Linked DNA regions of Homo sapiens: region 1 is linked to region 2. A link is an interaction called in ENCODE POLR2A ChIA-PET data of the cell type or tissue named here. Cell type or tissue: CD4-positive, alpha-beta T cell. All regions are shown on one strand. Each heading gives the region's core, and the rest is flanking DNA. Links, peaks and the distances in the headings are about the cores only.

Region 1 (7,532 bases), core at 1-5,000, 93 kb before region 2:
CTGCCCTCACTTCATGTACTGTTCAAGGCCCTGGTGGAATATCTTCCATGAGCATTTGCGCCCCTTCTTGATATTTGGTATTTTGTGGTTCAGGTGGTTCATGTTGCTGTAAGAACCTCACTTCTGGAAGCTGATAATGCAGTTGAAGTTGGGTGCTCTTTTACTAATATCTAGTCTTTTCTCTGTAGTCTGAGTGGATTGTTCAGACTTAAAAGGTCCAGCAGCATTTTATTTGTGACTGGCTGTGAAAGTCACATACCTATTTTATTTTTATGGCCTCTGATCTCAAATATCCCCCAGAACACAGTCGGCATCCATATAATGCATAGTGGAGGTTGTTAACCTCCAGGACTGAAACACCATTTGGAATATTCCTGTGAACAGTTTGGATTCCTTCAGGTTCCTAAACCAATGGCTCATTTCTCACCCACCTAAGAGGGTGACTTGAATCTGAATTAGCAGGTACTGTGTTAGACTTCAAACCTTATTAGTCATAAACAAATTTAATACTCCTTTACATTTTTAACTCAGAAAAAAGATTCAAGTGTGAATTTTCTGTTTCTAGACAAGGATTTATCTTCTCAAAAGTTCTGAAATCGCCTTTCAGTTTTAGTCTAGGCATTCTGTTGAACAATTCTTATGTTTTTATCTGCTTAAGTTGGAGTATACTTTCCTAGAATTATCCTAGAAATGATAAGAAAGATCTAAAGCTTTAAATTCTGGAGTCTGAAATATCCCATAATACCCTGTTTTTATCTCCCATATCGGCTGCAGCAGGTGGTTTCATAATTTATGTACGTAGGTTTCCGTTTGCTTCACTAGGCTACTTGTGGATGAGTGTCCTTTGGCCTTACTCATTTTTTAATTCCTAGTACCTACTGCATTAAGTGAATCTCATTGTAAAGTTCACCTAGCGCCTTTTTAACGTCTATAATCTTTTCTGTGTTTGATGTCTGGTGTGCGTGAGCCTGTGTTTTAGGAAGAACTTGGAAAAACTTCTTAATGGCTGGGTAATCTTATTTTCCGTAGTGGATTTTATTTGTGACAATTGTATTAAGAAATGGACTTTATTCTGTGTGCTGTGCTGGAGAATGTACTGGAAGACCAGAGGGGTCTAGGCTTTGCAGTGCCTATAACTGGCTTGTGATCTCCAGCAAGTCACTTAATATATCTGAGTGTCTAGAACAAATGGTCTAGAAAACCCCATTCCAAAAATTCCAGGGTAAAAAGTCAGGATGATCCTCATGAAACTAAAAGCAACTTTTTCCCCAACATATTATTCAAGGTGTAGTTCCCTGGAGGCTCCTCTGTAGCACTCTGGACATGGTGCTCTTCGGAAGTTGAATTTGCTCATTGCCTCTGTTGTTTCTTAACCATTAGTTAGACATTTAGTCTCTATGCCAAGCTGTAAACAAGTTAGCAGAAGTGGAAATTTTTGTGGAGCATAGAATTAATTGGTTTGGATATGCCTGTGCTTGGGAATTTACCTATTGTTGGTGTTTGAAAGTATATTTTTCCCCTTTCTTTGAAACGATTTTAGGCCGTTGCTTCTGGTACTCAAGTACCAGTATGGAGGGTCTGAATGTGTGGTATATGGCCTTTTCTTTCAGATCTTAAGGCTTAAAAAAAAAAAAAACTATGGATCCAAGGGAGCTTTTTAAAACACTCTTTAAAATACGTGTTTTGTTTTCTATTTAATGTAGGATTCATTTTCAAAGCAAAGTGATCATTTAAAAATATGACAGCCCAGATTTGTTAATGAGCTAGCAAATGGTTGCTGTTAAGTGCAAAATTGTTTTCCCATAAGGTTCAACTCCTAATGATAGTCGATGCTTGTAAGTGACATGGATCTTTAGCTCCGCTTTTATAGTTTAGAGCAAGCTTGTCCAGACTGCGGGCCACCTGTGGCCCAGGACGGCTTTGAATGCGGCCCAACACAAATTTGTAAAGTTTCTTAAAAAATGGAATTTTTTTTTAGCTCATCAGGTTTCCTTACTGTTAGTGTATTTTATGTGTGGCCCAAGACAGTTCTTCTAGTGCGGCCCTTTGGTGAAGCCAAAACATTGGCTGCCCCTAGTTTAAAGGCTATGTCTCCTATCTCATATTTTAATAGGCTAAGTTGTACTAGTTTAACAGGAATATGTGTGTTTGATTTACAAGGGGATTTCCTAAAGTTGTGGCCTCTGCCTTTGAATTTTCAACTACTTTAAAAAATACTCTTAAGGACAACCTTAACACAGTTCAATGATTTCTTAATTAGTTCATCAAATATTTATTGAGTTTTTACTGTGCCAGGTACTGGGATGTATGTGGTGGATGGTATGGGGGGTGGTCAGGGATACAAAGATGAAAAACTGCTTCTGCCTTTAGGAACTCTGCAGATTGGTGGGTTGGCAGGTATGTATGCCCCAATATACTTCAGTCAATATTTCAAAGTCTTCCAAGCCCTTAGGAGTTGGAACATTTTTACGTTTGAACTTGACCGTGATGTTGTGGAATTTTCTAGCTCAGGAAGGGCCTTCTAGGCAGGAGAAACAGCATTAGCATTACGAGGTGATGCTAGACCTGTTCCAGAAATTGAGTAATTTATATGAGAGAGTCTGGTAGAAAATTCAATTCAAAAGGTCGGTTGAGACATTGAGTGACTGGAAAAGCAAAGCTTGTATTTTCAGGTGGATCTAGCACTTAAAAATTGGGATTTGAGATTAAAGAGAGATTTCTTGAACCTCCTGGTATAACTTGCTATCCTTTGGAGTCAAAGACGATGATGTCGGCCATCTTGTTAGGCTAAGGAGGAAAAGGAAAGTATGAAGGATTTGCTTCTTGATCAGTAGTTCTTAGTCATGTTCCATGTAGGACGGAAAATCTTTGTATTAAGGAACATGTTCAGCTGCTGTAACAGAAACCTCAAACAATACTGATTTAAACAAGACAGTTTAGTTTCCTTTTACTTTAAAGTCAGCTAGAATGGCATTTCTGCCTGCTAAAGTTATAGGGGGCTGGGCTCCTTCCTTCTGGTTGCCCTGCCACCCCCAGTGTTGCTCTCCTTTGTATGCCCTGAAATAAAGGAGAAAAAAAGGGTAGGAGGAAGGGCAAGGAGGAATGATAACCCAGAGGTTGGGTAGATTTTTTTCTACTCCTGTTCCACTTGGCAAAATATAATCACTCTGCCACTCAGCTGCAAGAGATAATTATACTCTGTAGTGAGATACTCTGCAAAATTCCTGCTCCTATGGAAGAAAGGGAGAATAGCTTTGGGGGAGCAATAAGGATCCAGTATATCCCATTTGGGCCTTGTCATCTGTACCAGAAGCTACTGGTAACTAGAAATGAATTTTTAAGCCTGTATAGCCAAGAAGGGTAGCAATAGTCCTTCTTCTTCTGGTTCTTCATATTGAAAAATGAAACTGATTTTATAAGCTGTGTCTGCCTCTGCTAGCTCAGTGAGCCTGTTCACCAGCCCTCAGTTGCCCTCCCTGAACTTTGCCATCATAGGCAACCCATGTGCACTGTGGAAGGTGCACTTTCCTTGCTGTCAAGCTCTGTGTAGCTCTGAAGATCACCAGCATTCTGATCCAGTGTTCTTCAGACTAGCAAGCAGCTTCAGAATTACCAAGCAAGGAGCAGGAAGTTGGCTGGGAGATGCCTTTTACCCTTGAGTCTAGCTGGGTGTGTGAGGCTTGGCTGTTTTGGCCCATCTGGTCTCCATCCAAGGTGGCTGAGTTAAGATCTTTTGGGCATTGTGCTACAAAGCAGCTTGTCAAGCTGGAATTCCGTTGGTGTAGGGGAGCATAGTCAACCTACTCTGTCCATGTTCCTTATGGCAGCTGCCCCCAAACCTGCCTAGTGGTCAAAACTACCTGGAGAAGACTAATGGGTTCCTATGATATATTGTAGTGGATCAAGTAGTGCACGTTCTCAGGGAGGTGCCCAGGAGTGGACTTTTAAGCAAACACCTTCTCAGGTCTGATCATGGGCCCACTTTGGGAACCACTGCTTTGCATTCTTCATCTTACTACTTATAACTTTTGGTAACTGCATCATGTTTCCCTTCCTTTGAGGGGTTTATATTACAGCTTAACTTGTAAATATTAGGTATTTAGTTGTTTCTGACACTCAGCAAGTATAAAAGAGGCCAAAGTTTATTTTTTGAATGAATGGTATTTGTGTGTTGTTACATAGCTCCCTTGAAATGTATTCTTGTGGCACATTGTCTTAAAACATTTTGGTTAACAGAAGGTAAAAATTAGCCCACCAGGAAATGCTGCATTTCCATTTCAGAAAAACTAAATGCTTCCATATTTTCCAGAGTTGATGATAGATTTGAAAGTAAACATTAAACTCCATTCTGGACTTGGTATGTTAAGCTGCTATTTCTTGGGGAAATCTCATGTATATAATTTGACTAAATTCTTGGAGTAACTGTCTTCCCTTCCTTTCTTAATTGCACATCTTTGCCTCTCCTACTCCTCTGATAAGAGGGCAGTGTGTTTTCCTGTTCCGTGATGTGACTCAGAAGCATGTACATATATCCCAGAAGACAGCCTCCCGGGATGGAGCTGAAGTCTCGGAGGGAGTCCTGGCAGAGGGTGCAAGCTTTGGGACCAGCTGTGGACTGAAAGCTGTTCTTTGTGTCACCTGTGGACTCTCAGTTCTCTGGTGGAGGCTGAAATTTTAGGGCTGGCTGCTGGCTGCAACTGTATTTTGCTTGCCTGCTCCTTTTTTTTTTTTCTTCTAAAAACAGTGGCCTGAACCTCCTTCCACTATTTGTTCTGTGAGGATGGAGCATTAAATCCCTGCTTAGAAAACAGTGATCTTTGCCTTGTTCTATCGGCTGCTCCAACAGCTCTCTGTCAGTATTCCATGATTTTTTTCTCTGACTTTTGGATGACTTGAATACTCATTTTGTGGGTTCATTCTCCTAGTTGTTTAGAATCATTTGCTTTTTCTTTGTTTCCTTTATTATTTGAACCTTCAACTGTGGGAAGCTTACCGAAAAGTGTTTTGCTTGGGAAATGCTCCCCCTGCATATGGCTACTATCCATTGTTGCTCATGAGTTCTGTTGGAGTTTGAGGGAAGCAGATACTGATTGGTGCTCTGTATGTGGAGGTTGTGCAAATGGCAAGAATGAACATGCTTCTTGCCTGCAAGAAGCTTCAGTGGTCCAGTGAAAAAATAAAACCCACAAACAGTCTTAAAATCATTGATTAGAGGTACAATTTTGGTAAACACCTGAGAATTTTTCTCTGTCTCAGGTAAAGGATGTCATGTTGAAATGAGGAATTAATTACGTGCAGATAGTAAGTCTTTTATTTGGCAATGAGGACTATTTTAGCTGGTGTCCCTGCCTCCCTACCCCGCCCCCCAATCCCCCCATTCCCCCCCTGCCCCGCCAAGGCTGAGAAAGTCACAGCTTTTGGGAAGTATTCCAGAAATATCTGACTGACTGACCTTGGTAAGGACACCATAGTGGTCACGCTTGAGGGGTTTAAACAGATTTTCTGCCAAGGGAATATAGTCTCTAGCCTGAATACTTCAGACAGGGATGTCTGCAAGTCCCCTGACATCTTCCTTCCTTTGTAGATTCTTCTGGAAATTTCTCTCATGTCTGCAGTGATGCTGCCTTCACAGGAGCACAGCTGTTCTTCCTGGCTGATGGCAGTTGTTGCCAATTAATGGTGTTACAAGTCTCTTTTTCTTCTTTTCTCTGTTGAGCCTCTTTGTCCTTCACTCCCTAAATGTAATCAGAGAAACCCTATTTGGTGTAGACTGAGTGTCTTTCTATATAACCTCTATTAGCATTAGCCTTTCTCCATTTATTCACTCATTCAAGGAATAGTTGAGCACTTAGTGTGCCCTAAACTCTGTTTTAATCACGAAGTATGGAGTGAGCAAAACAGATGAGTTCTCTGCTTCTGTGGAGCCTATGTTCTGGTAAACGAAATAAACAGGATTTGCTGGGCATGGTGGCTCAAGTCTGTGATCCTAGCGTCTTGGGAGGCCAAGATGGAAGGATCACTTGAGGACAGGCATTCAAGACCACCCTGGGCAACATGGTGACACTCCGTCTCTACAAAAATAAAAATAAAAAAAATTAGCCCAGTGTTGTGGTATGCACCTGTAGTCCCAGCTATTCAGAAGGCTGAGGCAGGAGGATTGCTTGGTCTTGCTCTGTCTCCTGATTGCTATGTGACACGATCATAGCTCACTGCAGCCTTGAACTCCTGGGCTCAAGCCATCTTCCTGCCTCAGCCTCCTGAGTAGCTGGGACTACAGGTGTGTGCCACTACTCCCTGCTTGTCTTGTGTTTAATCATTCAAATACCTTTATTAAGGATGCCCTCTGTGCTTGATCTTACTTCGGGGGCTATTTCCTAAAAATATAATCTGGAGAGGCTGTGGTCTTTGCCCTCTGGAGGGCCGCTTTGGTTTAGTTGAGACAGGTTGGGCTGTGAACCAATAGCTATAGTCGAGTGTTAAATAAGGCAAAAGTAGGTCCAGGGGTTGGTAGGAGCAGGAAGAACTATCTTTTGTTCTCTTTGAGCTGGTGGACTGGAGTATGGGGTTGGGATATTGTAATCCTCTTATGCTTTGGCCATAATAAATTATTTTTCTGTATCTTTTCTATTTAAAAAGCCTTTTTCTTTTCATACTGTTTGACATTAGGGAACCAGTAGATGGGAGGGAAGATGGGATAATGGGGGTGTGGGGAGTGAGTAATTAGATTCCCCTTCAGCAGTCTCAGAAAAGAAGTCAGCATCTTCCACAGCACCGGGTCAGCTTGTGATGGTTCCAGACAGGGTGAAACAATTTTTATGATTTGTCTTCAGATCCTTTTCTCCTTTCACCTTCGGGGCGACCTGTGCTTGTCAGATCCTCCACGGCAGTTGTTATTGTCAAGTGAGGTAACAGTGGCACAATGCTAATGAGAAGGCAGAATGGTTGTCCAGGGTGGCCTTGGTGGCCGCCAGGCGCCAGCATCTTTATCAGCTCTGACATGCTGCTCAGAAGGCCAGCTCTCTGGGCCAAGCGCTGCTTTTTTTTTTTTTTTTTTTTTTTTTTTAATTGAGAGGAGTGACTATCCCTCCAAAAGCTGCTGATTAGCACTCTGGCTTGAAAGGCTCCATGCTAATATGTAGTTTGCTACAAAGATGCCAGGGTTTGGTATGGTCACTAAATTATTTTCCCTTCTCTGATAATTGGCTGGTTGATACTAATGAAGAGATGCAACTATTTTCATTATATTATTATTGAATACCCTTGAAACCACCCACCCCAAGAACTTGGACTTATCAGTAACTCATATCTATCTATGACATCCTCTCTTCTTCCATCCTCTGCCACCTGACCCAGCAGCCACTATTCAAAACTTCATTTTCTTGTTCAGCTTCTCTGTCTTTTGCCGACTGCTATGGTCTGAATGTTTGTGTCCCTCCAAAATTCATATGTTGAAATCTAATCCCCAACCTGATAGTGTTAAGAGGTGTGGGGCCTTTCAGGCCTCTGATTAAATCAGAGGGAGGAGCCCTTGT
Region 2 (14,606 bases), core at 2,320-7,319:
GAGCACTGTCAATGACAGCTTTTTTTTTCTGTGTGTATATTGCATAAAGATTATAATTGTACTCTTTGTTTTAAAGTCTTGATTTTTAAGGGAGCATTCTCTTTATTCTTCAAAAGCTTTATTTTTAAATAACTACATAATAACTAGGTTCTCAATTTTTGTTTTTCCTTTTTTCTACTACAAAGATCATTGTGGTGAACATAAATCTTTGCATTATTCTCTTGGGAGAGTTTCTTAGAAACAGAATGGCTAGGTCAAAGGGCATAAGCCCTTTTTAAGTTTAGTATTTATTTCTGTCAAATTAGTACATGTATATAATTTTAAAAGTATAAATTTAAAGGTCAAATAGTATAAGACTGTAACCAGTCTGTCTTCTGCTATATACTTCATTCCTCCTTACCCCTGACTTTTGTTCTGGAAACACAAATACTTCTAACTCTTGTTTCTTCCAGTAATATATTTTCATATTTCTCCATAACATGTTTATGTTGCTTTTTTCTTATCTTGCATTTTTTTGAGGTTATCTACTGATTTTCTGTTATGGAAGATGGGAATTTAGCTCTCTGACACTGCCACCATTGCCAGCAACCCCTCCGCTACATGGCTCCTCTCTGTTTTCCAGAATCAGAATGTCCTAAATATTTGCTGGGGTCAAATTTAGTGGTCAGTGCTTACTTTATAAGGACACTGCTTAGCCACTTACTAAAATAAAATAAGGTGATAGTAAATTGCCATTCTGATACATCTTTCTGTTTTTCCCAGCGTTAATAATTTACTTCTTATGTTTGCATTGTTTTGATTAATTAGGACAATATTTACTAATTATCTTCTGTGTGCCAAGCCACACATCAGTGAACAAAACAAAAAAAAATTCTTACCCTTACCAAAATTCAGCCCTAAACATTCCATCAGAGAACCCTTCTTACTGTGGCCCACAGATCAAATAGTTTACCATGCTTTTATTCAGTAGTCGTCTTCCTGATGCTTTCTGCCCTCCTGTGACAGGCTGGCCTGGCTGCATCCTGGGCCTGCTGTACAGTTGTCGTAGGACTGTTTCCAAAGCCCCTTTTCCCCTTTGGTGCTGGGTCTTTTATTTCTTAGATTCCACATTTTCCCCTTTGTTGGTTTCTTGCCTCATCCTGTAATAGTTTTCTGAGAGAAGAAGGTAAATGGAGGGGAAATCATGAGATTTCTTTTTCTTTTTTTTTTTAAGATGGAGTCTCGCTCTATTGCCTAGGCTGGAGTATAGTGGCGCAGTCTCTGCTCACTGCAACTTCTGCCTCCTGGGTTCAAGCAGTTTTCCTGCCTCAGCCTCCCAAGTAGCTGAGATTACAGGCACCCAGCTAATTTTTGTATTTTTAGTAGAGACGGGGTTTTACCATGTTGGCCAGGCTAGTCTTGAACTCCTGACCTCAGGTGATCTGCCTGCCTCGCCCTCCCAAAGTGCTGAGATTATAGGTGAGCCACCGCGCCCAACTGAGGTTTCTTGAATTTTGGAAAATGTCTTTATTCTGCCTTCCCACTTGAATGATACATTCGTTGCATATAAAATTCTAGGTTTGAACATGTTTTTCCCTAAACAATGTGAAGATCTTGTTCCTTTGACCTCTGCTTTTCAGAGTCATTTTTGCAAAGTCCAGAGGCATTATCACACCTAGATGTGACTTTTGGCCTTCTGGAAGCTGGTGGGATTTGCTTCTACCTTGTGTTCAGATGTTTCCTGTGCCTGGTGTGGACCACATTTCATCCTTTTTCTGACTCTTCTGTGACATCTTTCTTGTCTGGGAAATTTTTGTGAACTGTTTATTGAGTAGTCTCATCTCCCTACAGTCTTTCTTCTAGAACTCACTGGGTGGATTGTGCACATTGGGGCTCTATTCCTACCCCTTCTCTCATATCACTTTTCTCTCATCTTATCCTTCCTGTTCATCTTATGGCTGTATTTTCTGTAAGATTTTCACAACTTTACATCCAGCTCGTCTCCTGAATTTAATTCTTCTATTTTAGTCTTCTTTCCAAGAGTTGTTGTTCTCTCAAGGTCTTTTAAAAAACAAAAATCCTATTCTTGCTCTGATTTCATGAATCAATATTCTTCGCTCATCTGTGAGGTATTATATTTAAAAATATTGTTAAATCATTTTCTGTTGTATGTATCATCTGAGAGTTTTTCTTTTTCAGTTTGAGTTCACTTTTCTTTCTTTGGTGTGAGAATGTTTTCTCACATATCTGGTAATCTGTAGTGCTGGTTTCATATTTGAGGGTGAGGTTGGCTGTGAGTGAGGGCTGGCAGCTGCTGGGCCACCTCCTAGGGAACCATAGATGACGTTGGACCCTAAATGTCTATTTCAGTCTTTTCTCTTCTGCTTAGTTTCCTCATAGATGGATCCTTCAGCCTTCTGCCCAGGGGCTGCCAGAACTTTGCTTCATAGCTAGAGACCAAGACCTTTTAAAATTTGTAGTAGAGACCTCACTTCCTTTTCCCTACCCTATCCACTGTTGTGAATCTAGAGCCTTTTTTGTTCAATCTCTCTAGAGAGTAAGCCTTTGCTATTTATAACTGGAAGGCTCTAGTATAAGCATCTTAAGACTTGATAGACATTACAAGTTATACTCTGATCAATAATGTATGAATATTCCTGTCTTACATCCTCTGTGTAAATACTTGGTATTTTCCTTTGAAAAATTCACCAGTGTAATAAATGGAAAATGATATTTTACATATGTTTCTTTGATTGTTAGAGAGGTTGTTTTCCATATGTTTTATGGGATTTGTATATTTTGTGAATTTTCTGTCCATGTCTTTCTTTGGTTTTTATTCTCAAGTGCTTACTGAATTTTGAATTCTCTTGCTGGTGTCTGGAAGCAAAGGCCTCCTTTATTTTTGCTGGTTTGGCATGATTTTGTCTCCTGACATGGCTCTGGTAGTTTCTTGTGAGGGTGGAGGCACCTGAAACACTTTATCAGGCACATGATAGACATTGCCTATCAAATGGCTCAACATCAGTTCCACAAAAAACCTAAATGGCCATTCAAGACCTGTTTCTGCCTGTTTCAAGTTCCATATAGGAATTAGATCAGTAGTTGGCAAATGACGGCCTGTGCGCCAAAATCTAGCCCAGTCTGTAAATAAAGTCATGCTGGAACACAGCTGTGCTCCTTTGTTGATGTGTTGCCGTGTTGCCTGTGGCTGCTTTCACATCACAATATCAGAAATTGAGTAGTTGATACAGAGACTACGTGGACAGCAAATCTAGAATATTTACCATCTAGCTCTTTAAAAAAAAAAAAAAAATTCAACCCCTGAAGTAGATGTTTGTTTGTTTGGTGCTTGATACCATGTAAGTATTTGCAAAGGCTTATGGAAATTGATGGTTCATTGTTCTTATGAATAAAAACTAATAAGCATGAATGTCATGCCTTTTGCAAAAACCAATAAATGACAGTGGCAGTCATCTTCCTTCAAATGATGTATGTGAGTGTAATACCTCTGTCAGCCTATCTTCCTGTGAATTCCCCCGATAACTGGTTTCCAGAAATATTGCTGTTGTAGCCATGCTCTCCCCTGACAGCCACCCATTCCCCTTCCCACTCTTCTCCCTCTCCCCTACTCCCACACCTTCTGGAAATATCAGATGTACAAAATGGGCTTCACTTGCTCAAACCTCTCATTGTCACTGTTTTCACAGCATTGTAAAACACATTACATTAAAAAACAAACCAGCTGGTGGAAGCCAGTGGTTAGCACCTAGAAGGTGAAAGACTTGGCGCATGTTTAAACTGCCAGTCTTTTTTGGGTGCCCTTCATCTCCCTTGTCTCTAGGGCCCCATTATTTTTCCTGTGGCTTCTCTACGTCCCCCTGTGTGGCCATCACTTCCATCCTCTTCAAGACCCAGACTTACTCCTCAAGGTCTCTGCTTGCCCTATAGGTTGGGCACCGCAGTGTGCCAGTCTCTCCTCTTCCCACATGCCCTTTGCTCGGCAGGACTGCTCTTCTACTCCATGGACCTGTCTTGTTCCCTCTGACTTTGAGAAGGCAACCATTGCTGGGCTGCATGCTCTTGGGGAACGCTTTTCTCTTCCAGGGTGCCGATCTCTCTTCTGTGGCCCTTCCTAAGTCCTTGCCAATACTGCCCCTTGGTAGTGGCCCGGGCACAAAGCCATCAGCCAGCTGCTTCCTGCCAGTCTCCCATGTGCTACCTGAGTCAGCGGAACACTGTGTGTTGTGTGCATGTAGATGTTGAGGGACTTTGGTGTGGTTGCAGGGTTCTGCCGAAAGTTGTCAGCGTAGCAGGCCTGACATAGCTGTCTTTAGAAAGGTCTGCTTGCAAGACTAACCATGGACTAGCATCTGAGAATTTGGATCTTGGAAATCCAGTTTCCTACCATATGCTGATAAGAGTGACTGACTATGCTTCAACCATGTGTACAAATAATATGGTTTATGCTGAACACCTGCATTCCTTCTGGGAGTCTGGAATCTTGGCACATGTTAGGTACAGTGACCAACACTCAGTAAGACACAGAGTCTCTAAAGACCTTCCTTGGTAGACCACATTTGTCGTCACAGCTCGTTGCTGGAGGAATTAAGCATGCCCTATATGACTCCGCTGGGAGAGGATTCTTGGAAGCTTGTGCCTGGTCTCTGGACATTGCCCCATGCACCTTTTTCCTTTCCTGATTTTTGCTTTGTATCTTTTTGCTATAATAAATCTGAACTGTTAGTACATATTCATGAGTATGTACTGTGAGTATATATGCTGAGTGCTATGAGTCCTCCTAGCAAATCATAGAACTTGGGAGTGGTCCTGGGAACCCACCCCTGACACAAGGACTTCTCAGAGCTGGAGAGCTTTCCAGGTCATGCAGATTCAAGGCAGACTGTGAGGTATTTGATAGTCCTACTCGTGTGTTCTCATGTGCATCCCATCTTTCCAAAAGTGCACACTTGAAACAGATGATTTTGAGAAGAGCTGCTTCTACCAACTTGATCTTGGCCACTTGTTGTATTGTTGTGCGTTCTTAGTTTTTCTACTTTTACCATTTCTGGCCAGAGCTGTCACTTTTAAAAATTACTCCGTTGATGTTGCCTAGCAAGAGCCACTCAGCTCTTTGTGGGGAATTAAAGTAGATTATAGGTTGAGGCCAGTTGCACTTACTGTGCTGCAAATTGGGGACTGATGATCTAGTCATCCTCTTCCTTTCTTACACACTTCCTTCCTGTGTCTTTTCCACATGCAAACTTGAGGTATGGCTTCCTGTCTTTAGTCATTTCATATAGTTTGGTTTGTGCTATCTTTGGTCATAGAAATTGTTCTTCTAAAACCTCTCCAGATCATCCTTCATTTCTGTGTTGGACATGCATCCTCCATGGCTGGTTTTACTTTACAAGGGGTGCTCCCCCTGAAAACAGCACTGGCAGGATGGCCATGCACAGTTGATTGCTGTGACAGAGGGGCTTGCTGATCCTGTGGCTTTATCTCTATCTGGTGTCTGCTATGAGTAGAGAAACATGGGAGAGATTGAGCTGCAAAGCAAAGCCAGTTTATCCAGTGCTTTACAGTTGTGGTTTAAAAAAAATTTACAAAGCATGGTGGAATAATTCTCTCAGATGAGCCATGCAGAGGGAATCCACTTGATCAGATTGGCTATATGGAGTTGGAGGATCAATTATGTGACTCAGTAAGTGCTTATTGCGTGTCTTCTAGGTGCCAGAAACGTAATGCAAAACAAAATACACAAAAATACCTCACTTCAGAGAGCTTATATTCTAGCAAAGGAGACTGGCCATAGACAGTTTACATGTAATGTCAAGGAGTGAGAAATCTTATTTAGAAAACACACACACACACACAAAACATAAAGCAAGGTTAAAAGAGAAAATTGCCTGGGAAAGAGGTTGAAGGTGTGTAGTGGACTAAATGTTTGTGTCCTCTCCAAATACATATGTTGAGATCCTAACCCCCAAGGCGATGGTGTTAAATGGTCTGGGGCCTTTGGGAGGTGATTAGGTTTTGAGGGGAGAGCCCTCATGAATGAGATTATTGCCCTTAGAAGAAGACACCAGAGCTTGTTTTTTCTCTCTGTTCTTGTCTGTGAGGATACAAGGAGAAGATAGCTATTAGCTAACCAGGAAGAGGGTCCTCACCAGACACGGAATCTTCCCACATGTTGATCTTAGAATTTTAGTCTCCAGAATTATGAGAAATAAAAGTCTGTGGTAATTTGTTATAGCAGCCCAGACTAAGACAAGGTACGTTTAGGATGGGGAAGGCCTCTGAAGGAGTGATGTTTGAACCAATATATAAATGAAGTGAGCCACTACCTGGAAAAGCATTCATGACAAGGAACAGCAGGGAGAGAGTCCAGGACTTGAGAAGTTCCTTAGCACGTTCATAGGGCGAAGTAAGGTCAGTGTGGCTGGCGTGCAGTGAATGAGGGCAAGAGACATATGGACTCAGGTTGAGAGCCCTGTAAGGCAAGTTAGGGTCACTTATTTGATACTGTGAGAATATATTTAAGTGTGATAACAGCTGCTATGACTACTTGCTTAGTCAGTTTTCCCTAGAAGCTTTTAAAGTTTGGGCCCTGCTAGAATCTTTTGATGTTTTACATTTGGTGATCACTCAAGTGGCGTTAGGTATAGTGCTTCGTCTCTCCCTTTATATCGGCAGTCATAGAATCTGGTTCATTCTGGAACTTTCCGTGACTGTTTCTCTAGAAGGTGTCCGTCTCAGATTCATTAACTCAGTGGTTCTGTCAGGCCTGGTTGGCATATATGATTATACCATTTTTTTTTTGTTTAGAGATGGGCATTTCTAATTTTTAAAAGGGTTGGGCCCACTGATAATTTTAAAATAAAAGGAAACATTTCTTTATCTTGCAAGGCAAATGTTGCCTAATTTAGTGAATATCAATTTAGTGAATGTCATAGCAGTAGTGTGTGGTTTTCAGATTGCGTCTGGGTCCTCAGAACTGAGTGTACCTCAGGGAAGGTATTTACTGTTAATAGCAATTGGAATTGAGAGACAGGAAAACACATTCTGAGACCCAATGCCTTTTACTCAGTGCTGACTCTGCTTCACATATAGCATCTCATTTAATCCTCGCAAGTCTCTCCTCTTCTGGAGGAGGTCAGTGAAGGTCAAAGAGGAGTGGTTTGATTCGGGTCCCTCAGTTCACAGGTGGAACAACTCTCTTCAATCCGACAGGGTGCATTGGGTAAAAGGAGAACTGCTTTCTGTTGCCGGGTCTGCTGCTAACGGAAGGTTTAAACGTGGGGATAAAGCCAGGTTCTGGTTTCTTTCTTTTTGAAATTAGGAGCTTTGGATTTTCCTTAAGGTCTTCAACTTCTGTGATTTTAATACAATTCAGGTTTATTTTCTGCTATCCCTCACCTTTGCTCTGCCAGTCATTACTAGGTGTGGTGGTGTTTTGTTTGTCTTGTTTGTTTTTCCTGTTAGGATCTACCTTCATCTGTGTTCTATGCCATGGGCCACACCTGGTGTTAACACTCCGAGCAAGGGGTAGCTCTTGTAACCAGTGGCTGTGCTGTAGACTCTCAACGACATACAGAGGATCTTTATCAAAGCGTGTTATGTGACTTGCTGCTCTTGCAGCTCTTTGAAACCCCCTGCAGTTGAGCCACATACCTGTGATAAGAATAAGCAGGTACTCAGAAGGCCAGGCTTCAAGGTGGGGTCTCCAAACAGATAACAGATGGAGGTCATGGACCTTCACAGATGTGTGCCTGGCATAGGGCAAATGCATTGTTGTCACTGGGAAAAATAGCTAGCAAGCATGCCTCCAGGGAGTGTGGGTCCTTAACACATGAAAGGCACCTTCACACATGAAAGGTAGCCTATTCTCATTTCATTACAATTCATTTTGGGTATCACTGTGCACCCTTGCTTCTCTTGCATGCTTTTATAACATGTATATGATAATAAGCATTACTACTCAGTGAATAGAAAATACGAAAATTGAAAATGGATGGTAGATTCATTAAATTGGAAATGAATACATTATCAGTGGGTACTTGTTTCCAGGCACTAGGCTGGTTACTTGTGCTGTGATTTTAGTATACGTATGCGAGGGAAATAACATTTAAGCCCACAGATGTTAAGAGTAAGTGCTTTGCTCCGTTCCTTTTCTTCCCTCTTTTACGTATGTGCCTCTGTATTCTTCCTCCCTTCCTTTTCTTATTCCTCCCCCACTTCTTTGCTTTATTTTTTTATTTTTATTTTTTTGAGACAGGGTCAAACTCTGTCACCTAGGCTGGAGTGTAGTGGTGCGATCTGGGTTCACTGCAACCTCTGCCCACCAGGCTCAAGTGATCCTCCCACCTCAGCCTCCTGAGTAGCTGGAGCTATAGGTATACACCACCATGCCTGGCTAATTTTTTGTATTTTTCGTAGAGATGAGATTTCACCATGTTGCCCAGGCTGGTCTCAAACTCCTGAGCTCAAGCGATCTACCTGTCTCGGCCTCCGAAAGTGCTTCCTTGCTTTAAATTGAAGAAAAGCCAAGCTGGAAAACTATAGATTTTGATAGCAGCCAAACCCCTTGAGTCTGCAGTTGGCTGACACCATGATGTGTGATGGCTCCCAGGTCTGCGACTATGGCTTTGCTAGCATGAAATGAGACCATCTCCTCTCCTCATACAGAAGTGTGTGGAGGATGTGAAACAGAGTAGGGAGGTAGGAGGGCTGGACCACATCCTAGGCAGGTAACTTGCCCCCTTTGTTCGTTGGCTTCCCAGACTCCTCGTAGTTGTTTTAGGTGGATCTAGAAAAGATTGCCTCATGGAGCACTGCATGTTCAGTGTAAAGATGTGTCACTTTTCTTACAGCCTCAAATCTTTTGCCTCTGAGTGAGGAGGCAAATGGAGGAGAGAGAAGTTTTATTCTACCTTCCAGGGTGGCTATTCTGCACTGTTTTAGGCATCATCAGGTAAATAAGGCATCCATTGTTCTCTGCGGTTTAGCCCCATAGACCTGTTAAGTCATGGGAAGATCTCTGCACTGGCAGTAAAGTAACTTTTTGTTTTCAGTGTTTTTATTTTTATTTTCATGTTTCCAAGTCTTAATATAAGGTCTTAACGTAGGGGCTTTTTGGAGCTGCTGGGTGATTTTGCCTCACAAACCACTAAGACTAAGTATTCGGGGTATGATGTTCATATTTCTGAGACAAATTTAGAAATACATACAGTCTAACCAAGGATTTTTGTTCCAGGTATATACCACTGCAGGTCAAGTTCTGTGTAAGGGGATTTGTAGTTGTGAATGCCAAGGGCTTGGTTTTATAGAAGGTAGGTGTAAAAAATAGAGGTTCCTCTTCAAAGACTTTCCTCCCCGTCTAATTAAGAATAAATAGTAACTTCTCTTAGAAGCAAAATTTATTCAAAGACCTGTGCTAACATTCTTAAATATCTGCTAGCCGTAATAAAGAAATCAATGTACTTTATGTTCTTAGCTCCCACAATTTAGCCTAAATATTTGCTTATAAGTATGTTTATACTGGTCCAAGCAAGCATTAGGTCATAGTCTGTTCCTCTTCCTTATTTAAATGTGTTTTTACCTTTCTCAGCATTTCACAAGTTACTTCCTCTTTCCTTTGTTCTCCTCTGCCTTTGCCTCTTTTAAAATGTTCTAAGTTGCTAGCCAATCAGGACAAATACAGAATGTGAGGTCCTGTTCCAGCCAATGGAAACTGGACACAGCAGTAAGGTGGACGCGTCAACTTATAAATGACCCTGCCTCCTTTGTTCGGTGTACTATCGTGGCAAAACTGCTGGCAAGTGTACCCTTTCTGTAGAAAGTAAAAATGGCCTTGCTAAGGAAATTAAATTTATGTTCAAGTGCTATTTCTTTATTGCACCGAGGAACAAGCATTTCTAACAGTAGGTTTTAGTATATAGTTTAGATGTTCCTTATGTTGATTGACATTTGATGGCTCTTCAGTGGTTCGAAGATGCCAGAAAAGAACAATGAGAATGGCCAGAAAAATCTAGAAACTATGGTGAAAGTACTTACAAGTTGAATATAGCCATAATAGAACTGGATTGTGCTAGAAGTGACTAAGGTTGGCAGTGGAATTGGGAGCTTAGTAGGCCCAATCAACTGTGTGGCTTTCTTCACTTAGGCAGGGAAAATGTGGTATCTTAGGATCCTCTTGCAGTAATTTCCAAACATAAGAGCTGCGAAATAAGTTATAATTGGAAAAAAATCTTCAATGATGTTGAAAATATTTTTCCCTCTGGATTAGCCTTCTCTTTTATTCTCAGTCATAATTTTAGTAGGGAGTTTTGTTGTCACTTTAAGGGTATTCATTCCATTTCGACTTGTCACCCAGATTCTCTTCGAGGATGACAAGAACAGCCAGTAGTGGCTGGCTTGTGGCTCTTCTGTGCTGTTGCTGGCTGCAGCCAAACAGGAAAGGGCTGTTCGGAGTTTCTATTGGAACCATCAGGAATACTGTTTGGTCAGCTTTGCTACCTGACAGGAATGGTTTTGGGAAGCTTGAATTATACCAAGTTGCAGTCTGTTTCAGTTCAGCCTCTTGCCTTAATATAACAGATACTCCCCTGTCTTAATCTAAACAGTGCTTAAGGGTGGGGAGATGGGTTCGGTGGATTTACAGCATTCCTTCTGAACCCTAAGAATCTGTGGTTTTATTATTTGTAGTGCAACCCAAAAATAACTACAATTTTTATTTGGGAGGTGGAAATTAGAGGTAAAATTCTTTGGAAGGGAAGAGGATTTCATCTAGGAGTGTTTGGCAGCCTCATGCAAACATGTTTGTTCTTATTTGAATTTTGACTCTTGAAATACTGTGATCTTGGCGGTTTAGGCCAAGAGGTGGGGTAAAGAGGAGGATGGGAAACAGACTAAACTCATGGAATTTCATGTAGCTGGGTAGGCCAAGTCGACTCTAGTTTAGTTACCATGTTTTCTTTGTGGCTGTGTCAGAGAATTGGGGATGGACACATGGAATTTAAAAAATAACACACAATTTTAAAAGTTATTACCACCATATAAAACTAGCTGGACCTGGGAGTCAGTTTCTGGAATTTATGGGCATTAAAGAAATGCCGAATATTAAATTACTTGGTTTGGTATCGAGGGAGTGGCTGCCTGGCTCTTAACAGTTTTTGTGAATTTCCTGTTCTTTTTATCCTTGGCTTCAAGTTTTTATTGATGGAAGGTTAAATATTCTTTTTTTTTCCTTTGTAGCATATGACTAAACCTATGGTTCTTTTGCTTCCTCTTTTTTTCCCCTTGTCTTGTTTTTCCCTTTCACCCCAGGAATTAATTATAGTACTTGAAAGAAAACCACTTTCCTTAGTCTTATAAAGTACATAAGAGACAGTAAAAAATAGAAAATCTTTTTATACAACTGACCTTGTTTCTGCAGACATTGTAATCTATTCCACTTAACCTCTCTTTCTTCTGTTATTTTACTTTGTTAAGATAGACTTGACATTTGATTAGGAAAAAAAATATGCATTCAAATGTTATGAGATATAGAATCCAAAAAAGGGAAGATTGCAGAAATTTAAAATAAATGTAAAAGATTACAAGGTAATACAATGAATAAGTTCATACTATGAAATGACACAACTTTGATGACATGGAAAAATTCCTAGACACAATCTGTACTGACTCAAAATCATCTGAAGGTGGGGTGGAGTGGCTCATACCTGTAATTCTAGCACTTTGGGAGGCAGAGGCGGGAGGAGTGCTTGAAACCAAGAGTTTAAGATCAGCCTGGGCAACACAGTGAGACCCCATTATCTACAAAAAATAAAATTAGCTGGGTGTGGTGACACACACTTGTGGTCCTAGCTACTTGGGAGGCTGAGGTGGGAGAATCACTTGAGCCCAGGAGATTAAGATTGCAGTGAGCCTTGATTGTGCCCCTACAGTCCAGCTTGGGCAACAGACTGAGACCTGGTCTCAAAAAAAAAAAAAAAAAAAAATCATCTGAATAGCTCAATAACAAAGAATTTGAACTAATAATTAGAACTTTTCCTACAAAGAAAAACCCATGCTCAGATGGCTTCACTGGTGAATTCTTTTAGGTATGTTAAGAGGAAATGACACTGATTCTTCACAGATTCTTCCATGAAATATAGAAGGAGGGAATACCTTGCAATTCATTCTGCCAGTAACACCCTGTTACCAAAGCTAGACAAAGACATCACAAGTGAACAACAGACCATGAACTCCTATAAACACTGACACAAATTCTTAAAATATTAGAACCCCAAATTTGGCAACATATGAAAAGGGTTATATATAATGAACAATTGGAATTTATTCTAGAAACACAAGGTTGGTTTAACATTCAGAAATCTATTAATATAATACTCCATAATAGAACAAAGGTCAGAAATCATGTTACCTTAATATAAGCAGAAAAGCATTTGAGAAAATCTGATTCATGAAAGCAATTCTCAACAAACTAGGAAAAACATACAGGTTAACATCATACTTACTAGAAAAGAACTGTTTAATTTTTTTTTTCTCCTAAGATTAGGAAAATGGCAAGGCTGTTCACTCTTGCCACTTCTATTCAATAATATATTTGTTAACTGTTGAAGTTAAGTGATGGGTAGAAGGGATTTGTTGTATCATTCTCTGTATCCTTGTGTATGTTTCAAATTTTTTTCTGATAAAAATTGAGGAAAACAAATATAGGTTAAAAAAATAAGTCTACTAGATCCTTAAGTTTTGTTCTGTTTTCTGTTTAGCTAAATTGAGGTTCTAAAACCAGTTATTTTCTTTTAGAGTATGAACGTGTATTTCTTTGGGTTAATGTTGAATTATTTGTATAAATAATAGAGAAAAATATTATCTCTGTATTATTATTTTTGAAACAGGATCTCACTCTGTCTCCCAGGCTGGAGTGCAATAGCGTACTCTTGGCTCACTGCCACCTCCGCCTCCTGGGTTCAAGCAATTCTCCTACCTCAGCCTCCCAAGTAGCTGAGATTACAGACATATGCTACCATACCTGGCTCATTTTTTTGTATTTTTTGTAGAGACGATGTTTCACCATGTTGGCCAGGCTCGTCTTGAACTCCCGACCTCAAGTGATCTACCTGCCTCGGCCTCCCAAAGTACTGGGATTACAAGCGTGAGCCACCATGCCTGGCCTATCTCTGTATTATTTATCACCAAATAAAAATTATGGTGTTTATAAAAAATGTAGAGTTAGAACACTATTTCTTTTCATAATAAGTTATGTCACTTATATTTTTTCCACTCCTAAGAATGATCAGCAAATCAGAGGAGCTGTTAGGGCAGTTAGACACCATGCGGATCATATTCTGTTGTAACAAATCCTTGTTTATCATAATTCAACATCAACTAAATATAGTTGTGAATTTCCAGATGTTGGAAGGTGTTTTCAATAAATTTGGTACTGCAGATGGTTTGGGTGGTCTCCTGGAGTCTCTTTTGATTAGATGTGATCAGAAGTATACTTGAGAGCTTAGTCTAGGATAGGAATTGGAGAAGAGGTAGTTCATAATGGTGATGGTTGAGTGTGTTTATGTAGGCAGGAACCATGGGTTGGGATTGGGGCTGGTTGAGTGTTCTGTATGAAAGACGATTCCAGGCAGGAAGCATGAAAGCAATTTAAGACTGTACCTTCCCTCTGAATGAAAAAGTCAAAAGAAGAATGGAAGAAGAAGGAAGTCACATTTAGAAGATAAGAATTCTTCTGCTTTCTTGTGAAAGTTAGTGTCCCATTTGAGAATAATATTCTTACCTAGATCTTCCCAATTGTACTTTTCCTTCTTGCCCAAAAACACTTGCCCATCGTTTCTTCTTCTTCCCTAGAATTTATATCTTTCCAAGCGTCAATACCACTATCATCATCTGTAGTCCACAAAATCTCTGTCAATTCTGTGAGCCAGTGTTATTCTGGAGCATACAAAAGCAGACTGACACATGGCCACTGACTTTGTGGAAGTTGGTCTCACTGGCTTTGCAGTCTTTGTAGGTATGTGCATTTCTGCACACAAACAAATTCCAATTAGAGGATGGTCAAAGCCAACACCAGATTTTTAGTTTTAGATTGTTCAGTATAGACTAAAAATTTTATAGGTGTTCACAGGCACCCTGGAAGTACCTGTGCGAGCTGGAGTACTCTTGTGAAGTTTCACAGATAGAGGAGAGCTTGAGCTAGGCCTGCAGGTAAGGTAGGGTTTGGAATGCTAATTGCAACCTTCATCAAGTTGAATAAATTGAAGTGAGATTTGTATTTAAGGTTTTGTAGCTTTTTTGTTTTTTAAAATGCAGTGTGTCTGAATCAGGATCTTCTTTATTTCAGCAAGATGAACTACAAGTGTTGGTAAAGGTAGTTAAAATCCCCTCTTCTGATTTCATAGTGGTAGAGCCCAAACCCAGTATCTAATATTTATCCCCTGTCCCCTCTTTTATTCCTCATGAATTTTTTCAGATTGGATGTGTACAGACTCCATTCAAAAATTTTAAAAAGTTCCCATTTCAAAGCTGGTTTCCTTTAATCCCATAGTCCATGTCCAAAGGCCTCTTGTTGCAGTTCTCTCTTCCTGTAGCAAACACCCACCCTTGGATCT

Evidence for each region. ChIA-PET counts read pairs that join two places held together with the same protein. Peaks named below come from ENCODE experiments on the same cell type or tissue, not always from the same donor. Only the 100,000 strongest peaks of a DNase experiment are listed, where the experiment ranks them.
Region 1: POLR2A ChIA-PET joins it to region 2 with 5 read pairs; 3 of 35 experiments call an interaction of 5 or more read pairs at or near these places.

What each region holds. Positions count from the first base shown.
Region 1 is chr2:134,194,781-134,202,312 of GRCh38, forward strand. It overlaps a transcript of MGAT5 not described here. Among named protein-coding and RNA genes, the nearest start is that of MGAT5, 56 kb to the right of the region's middle. In CD4-positive, alpha-beta T cell, for the core only: no CTCF peak of the experiment used is centred there; no DNase peak of the experiment used is centred there; H3K4me3 peaks cover 670 bases.
Region 2 is chr2:134,285,240-134,299,845 of GRCh38, forward strand. The region is part of intron 2 of MGAT5 (alpha-1,6-mannosylglycoprotein 6-beta-N-acetylglucosaminyltransferase); the gene reads left to right. Among named protein-coding and RNA genes, the nearest start is that of MGAT5, 38 kb to the left of the region's middle. RefSeq lists enhancers at 1,884-1,943, 2,058-2,137, 2,208-2,257, 2,278-2,357, 4,324-4,373. In CD4-positive, alpha-beta T cell, for the core only: no CTCF peak of the experiment used is centred there; a DNase peak (open chromatin) is centred at 4,222; H3K4me3 peaks cover 832 bases; H3K27ac peaks cover 3,669 bases.